Regions from separate parts of the Homo sapiens genome. Here region 1 is linked to region 2. A link is a contact called in ENCODE Hi-C or POLR2A ChIA-PET data. All regions are on one chromosome and are shown on one strand. Each heading gives the region's core, a stretch centred on a gene start or an enhancer-like site at or near the end of the contact. The rest is flanking DNA. Distances are from core to core; before and after follow the strand shown.

Region 1 (2,705 bases), core at 136-2,635, 42 kb after region 2:
TCAGGACAGGGACGTGGGGGGATGTATGTAAATGAAAGATGATTGACCTTGAGCTGATAATTGTTAAAGTGCTATTGAGTACACGGGGTTCATGTACAATTCTCTTTGCTTTTGTGTGTGTATGAAATTACGTGATAAAAAAAAGCATCTTTGTTTGTTTGCTTTAAGAGTAAAGTACTAAGCAGCTCACTGGGAACTCCATGGGAGGTCTCATAGAGACTGGTGGGCTTCTTGTAGGGTGCTGGGTGAGGAGCCTTTTTCACTGGGAGGCCCTCTATGTCATATTCTAAAAGTCTGGTCTCTGTAGTCATTGAGTTTTTCCAGCAAAGACTCCCTTAGTCTCCTGCCTGGAAGTGGGGCTGGGGGAGCAGGGGGTGGGAGGAGGAAGTAGACTTTCGTCTGATCACACCCCATCAGTGCCCTTTAGGAGTCTCTGAATATGGAGACTTTCTAGTTGAATCTTTGGAGAAAGGGTCTTGATTCCTTTATTGGAGGGAGGGAGAAGATGGAAGAAAGGATTGCTGTTCAGGATGGGACAGGAGACCTGGGTCCCAACCCTTTAATTTAGAGAATGTCAATCAATCCTTCCTTTCATCCTTGTACCTCATCCTCACATCATACAATATGGGACACCCAATTCTGGGGCCCTTCTGAGGAGTCAGCTGCCTGTCCACTGCATCCCTTCTGCAAGCCGACCTGCTCTATCCACTTTTTTTTCTTTTTCTTTCTTTCTTTTTTTTTTTTTTTTTTTTTTTTGACAGATTCTCGCTTTGTTGCCCAGGCTGGGGTGCAGTGGCGTGATACCTGCTCACTGCAACCTCCGCCTCTTGGGTTCATGTGATTCCCGAGTAGCCTCAGCCTCCTGAGTAGCTGGGATTACAGGTACCCACCACCATGCCCAGCTAATTTTTGTATTTTTGTAGAGATGGGGTTTCACCACGTTGGCCAGGCTGGTCTTGAACTTCTGACCTCAGGTGATCCGCCTGCCTTGGGCTCCCAAAGTGCTGGGAATACAGGAGTGAGCCACTGTGCCCAGCCTCTATCCGCTTTCCATTGCCCCAGAATGCATAATCTCTTCTTCACTGACATCTTTTTCATTCTCTCTGTTGTTGTGAATGTGCACCCTTTAAAATTTCTCACTCTTTTTAGTGGAGTTTTGTGAAGGGGTGGAGAGAGACGTGTCTGATCAATCTGGAACACAGAGTGCTTTAAACAAGGGCTGTCCCAGAAATTCCAGGATGATCTCTAGTAACAGTAGCTGTGTGGTTTTCACGCTGTGAGAGGAAGCAGGCGACACCCAGGGACGTGGATCATCTCCATGAAAACTCAGCAACTCCCACGGACACTTGGGGGCCAGGGACAATGGCTGAATGTCAACGCATCTTTGGAGCATTAAGTCCACTGCTCTGTGGAGTTTCAACTTCAAACCACTCCAGGGCTGCCAGATTTGAGCTTGGAGGACGTGGAGATAAACTGGAAGAGAGCTCAGGCATTGCCCTCCATGTCTGCCCAGGCCCGAACAAAGCCCCATTATGCGTCCTGATGCATATGTGCAGAACAGTCCTCGTTTCTGCCTCGCAGGATATCTGGCAAACCAAGATCATAAATCTGTTGCAATTAGGCCTCCAGCCAGGTCGTCCCATGGAACTGTTCTGGCAAAGGTCGCTCACGAGCTCCTAATTGCCAACTCCAAGACAGCTCATCATGCTGGTCCTCTCAGCAGCCCGGGGATGCTGTCAATCACTAGCCTCCTTTTCTTTCCCAGTACCAGTTTATTAAGTTACACTGATAAATAACCACACAGGTGAGCTGATTTGATTTCCCCCACTCCTCCACCTCCAACACACACACTGCCCCATCTGCTCCTAGCTGCACCTCTTCCCTACTTCAGAGCTTGGAGGATTGGGAAGGAGCTGGGCATTCGATTTTCTTTAAGGAAGAGTGGTTTACATAAATTGTTTAATAGGGGTTAGGTACTTGGAAGTCCCTTAATGGATACTCGTTTGCAAAAACTGTTTACATTTAGATTTTTCTTTACGTAATGTTAATTATTTAAACTATCAATAAAGCATTGAGTTTTAAGTTTGCTTAAATCATGCCCTGGGGCCAAGTGGGAGAATCAGTTGGCTCCATAATGGGGAGTTTTAACCCAAGTGTAGCCCCAGGCCACAGGGAGAGTAGAGGAAGCTGGGCGGGGGCACCCTGGCCCAGCCGCCCTTGTCAGCAAAGTGGTACAGATCATTTTCAGCACTTGGTTACTGGTGACAGCAGACACTGAGAACTGAAAGCTTATAACCAGGGACCCAAAGCTCCCGGAGAGGGCACTGGCAGGGCAACCCCTGAAGTTAGGCTTTGAGAGTTACAAGTCAGGGCTTCCTCACCAGGCCAGACAACAGACAGGAGGACCGGGCACTGAAGACCAGAGGCCAAGGTCTGCTCCAGGGGACACTGGATGGCACACCCCAACCTCTTGCTTGTTCTCTCCCCTCTGTGGACAGATGGTACACACCAGAGTGGGAACGTGGACATAAAATGTATTTATTCCCTTAGTTCTGTCACAGTGAATCCAGTCTGAAATCCTGAGGTCAGGCCCCTAAGAGACATGCTGGGAAAGGTGGTCAACCAGTTCCTGGTGCTTTGGGGGCTTGTCTGTAGGGCCCTTCAGGGAATGCCGTTGGAGCTGAGACCCTGCTCCAAGCCTGAGC
Region 2 (2,700 bases), core at 91-2,590:
TCTTAATGCCATATAGGAAACAGAATTCTTACCCTGATTTTTAAAAATAATTTTTCCATCATAAAATAATACACAGGGCCAGGCACATGCCTGTAATCGCAACACTTTGGGAGGCAGAGGCAAGAGGATAGCTTGAGCCCAGGAGTTCAAGGCTGTAGTGAGCAGTGACCCTGCTACTGTACTCCAGCCTAGGTGACAGAGTGAGACACTGTTTAAAACAAAAAACAGCTATTAAAGACTTTTAAATACAGAAAAGTGTAATGCTTTCTTCTTGCTGTAAATGTCTTTTAATATAGTACAGATTGTACTGTGTTTTTGTTTTATATTCTTAACATTATATCCTGAACATTTTCCCATAACAAGGAAACATAATTTAAAATTTCATTTTATTGTGGGACATTAGGTTGTTCCTGAGGAGATCGATTCTGGGGAATACCCATTGTATATTTATCCTAGTTTCTGATGATTTTGTTAGAAAAGATAACCAGAAAGCACGTTACTTTGTTCAGATATGAAGACTTTAGCTCCCGATATGTGTCCCCAGGTTAGTTCTTTAGCCAGCCCCGTAGGGTCTACTAGCAAATGAATGCATTTCAGGATTCTGCTCAGGTGAGAAGGGTGACAGGAGAGTGAGTCACACTGACCTCTTCCCCTTCCTGTTCTTTACTTACAAACCACATGCCCTCGGCATGAATGGGCCCTATTTCACCTCTTTAGTTCTTTCTTATATAAAACACTGGACCTGATAGCGGGGTGCAGTGGCTCACGCCTGTAATCCCAACATGTTGCGAGGTCAAGACAGGAGGATCGCTTGAGGTCAGGACTTAAAGACCAGCCTGGTCTCCACCAAAATAAAAAAACACACACACATGACTTGATGATCTTTAAGACCATTCAATTCTTAATTCTAGCAAAAGACAGAAAGGAGACGATGTAGGAAGGGCTGGAGGGAGGGAGGCAAATTCTCATTTGGATATAAATGGAGATGGGGAGGCCCTATAAGGGATACTTTCGTTTTTCACTAGTGGTGTCTTAGAGAGTTGTTTCATGCATAATTTATTGGATGAGTATCATTTGTTCCCTAAAGGATGCTAGGTTATATTTTTGAATTTTGTCAACAAAGCAATTTTTATGAAGCTGAAGATCATATTTTTCACATTTACTTTGACATATCCGTGACTCAGATTGCGGAAACAGGCCTGAACCCCCAGTGCTTCTTAGCTCAGTAACAGTGGTGATAATTTTGGGTGCTTGCTCTATGCCTGATACTGTTCCAAGCACTTTCCATGCCTCAGCCTCACAGCAAACCCGGAGTAGGTTCTATTATTAGCTCCATTTTGCATCAGAGGAGAAAACTGCCCCAGGTCAAATAGCTGGTGTGTGGGGTGGAGCTGGGTTTGAGCCCAGGCCATGTGGCTGCTGCAGAGGCCCGGGCTCTAACCAGGAAACAGTAGGTGCTGGGTAGCTCTTTATCCAAATGTGGAGGGAAGGGGGTTTTCCGAGGGCCATGGATTTGTACAGGCTGCCCTTTGTGCTACACGAAGTCCTTTAATCAATTTACTCTTCTCAGAACCCCTGCGAGGTAGGTGTCACCACCCCCATGTCACGCAGCACACAGCTGCTCAGTAAATAGTGGGGCTGGAGTTCGGAAGTCCACGGTCATCCCTCAGCATCAGGGGCCCTTGGATCAGGGCAAGGGGCACAAGAGGCTCACAAGCACGAGAGACTGAAGGAAAGCAAGAACTGCCTTTCCTAAAACTGATCTAAGACAGCGCCTGCTGACAGGAGGTCACGGCTGTGTTCCGCTTCCCGCTTCCCCTTTCACCTGCTCCCTGTTCCCACTTCACAAGCAACAGATGCATCTCTCACACCTAGCAGCACTGCTGCGGAGGTCCTGGATGTAAAAAATAAAAATAAAAAAACTAATAGTAAAATTAAAACCTCCTCACTGCCAGAAAAAAGTGAGAGAAGACGATTAAGAATGTGCGTCCACGGTACCTCTTACGACAGTTGTCATGATGAGTCCAGGGTAGCGCTTTGTATCTGTCCCTTTTCTGTATGTATTTCTGTCCCAGACAATGTGGCATTAGAGATGGGGTGCTTTGACTTGGGATTTTCAGGATTCAGATGGATTATAGAGTGGAGGAGCAGAAAGAATGGCAATTGTTGTTTAATAATCTTACTTCTCCTGTTTCCCAACTACTGTGAAAGATCGCCAAACCGCTGAAGACAAGTTCTGAGAAAAGAAGGCAAGGAGGGCATCAGTGAGCAACCATGAGGGCAGCAGGACCTTGTTTCTTCCACGTGACACTCGGGTCAAGGCTGCACACCTTATCTAACTATATTCCGGGTTGGAATAAAGCATGCTGCTTTTGAGTTCATCCTCTCTGCCTCTTCACCATTCTCAGTAGTAAGGAGGAGCTTCGATAGTACTTCCTTCTCTGGTGCCTTGGTCTGTGTCCCAGGGGCATCCTTGAGAATATTGCAAAGAGGCGAAGGTAGGAAGTTCCCTATTCCTTACTGTACAGATGAACAGTACACCTTCGAGTAAAAGGAACATTGTAAGAGGTAAGTTTGTATTTTACATTTTCTTGGACATTTATTCATACTTTTCTAACCACTTAATGAAGGTACAGTTGACATACAGTTAGCCTCACATATTTGAAGTGTAAAATAAAAGTTTTGACAGGTGCACACCCA

What was found. Hi-C counts contacts between places; a loop is a spot of excess contacts on that map. ChIA-PET counts read pairs that join two places held with the same protein, here RNA polymerase II (POLR2A). Pooled maps may share reads with other maps.
Region 1: a map of MCF 10A shows a loop between it and region 2 (2.4-fold over the local background). The contact joins two enhancer-like sites. A Hi-C loop is called at or near these places in 2 of 168 maps with a recorded cell type or tissue (MCF 10A and mammary epithelial cell) and 1 of 50 pooled maps. POLR2A ChIA-PET finds 5 or more read pairs at or near these places in 5 of 52 experiments (GM12878, MCF 10A, PC-9 and 2 more).

What each region holds. Positions count from the first base shown.
Region 1 is chr3:122,934,955-122,937,659 of GRCh38, forward strand. All of the region lies in intron 5 of SEMA5B (semaphorin 5B), which reads right to left. Among named protein-coding and RNA genes, the nearest start is that of LINC02035, 50 kb to the left of the region's middle. Within about 2 kb of position 1,386, at least 2 of the 41 ENCODE cell types and tissues checked have a DNase peak (open chromatin) inside an H3K27ac peak, as active enhancers do.
Region 2 is chr3:122,892,836-122,895,535 of GRCh38, forward strand. No RefSeq gene overlaps it. Among named protein-coding and RNA genes, the nearest start is that of LINC02035, 7.7 kb to the left of the region's middle. Within about 2 kb of position 1,341, at least 3 of the 41 ENCODE cell types and tissues checked have a DNase peak (open chromatin) inside an H3K27ac peak, as active enhancers do.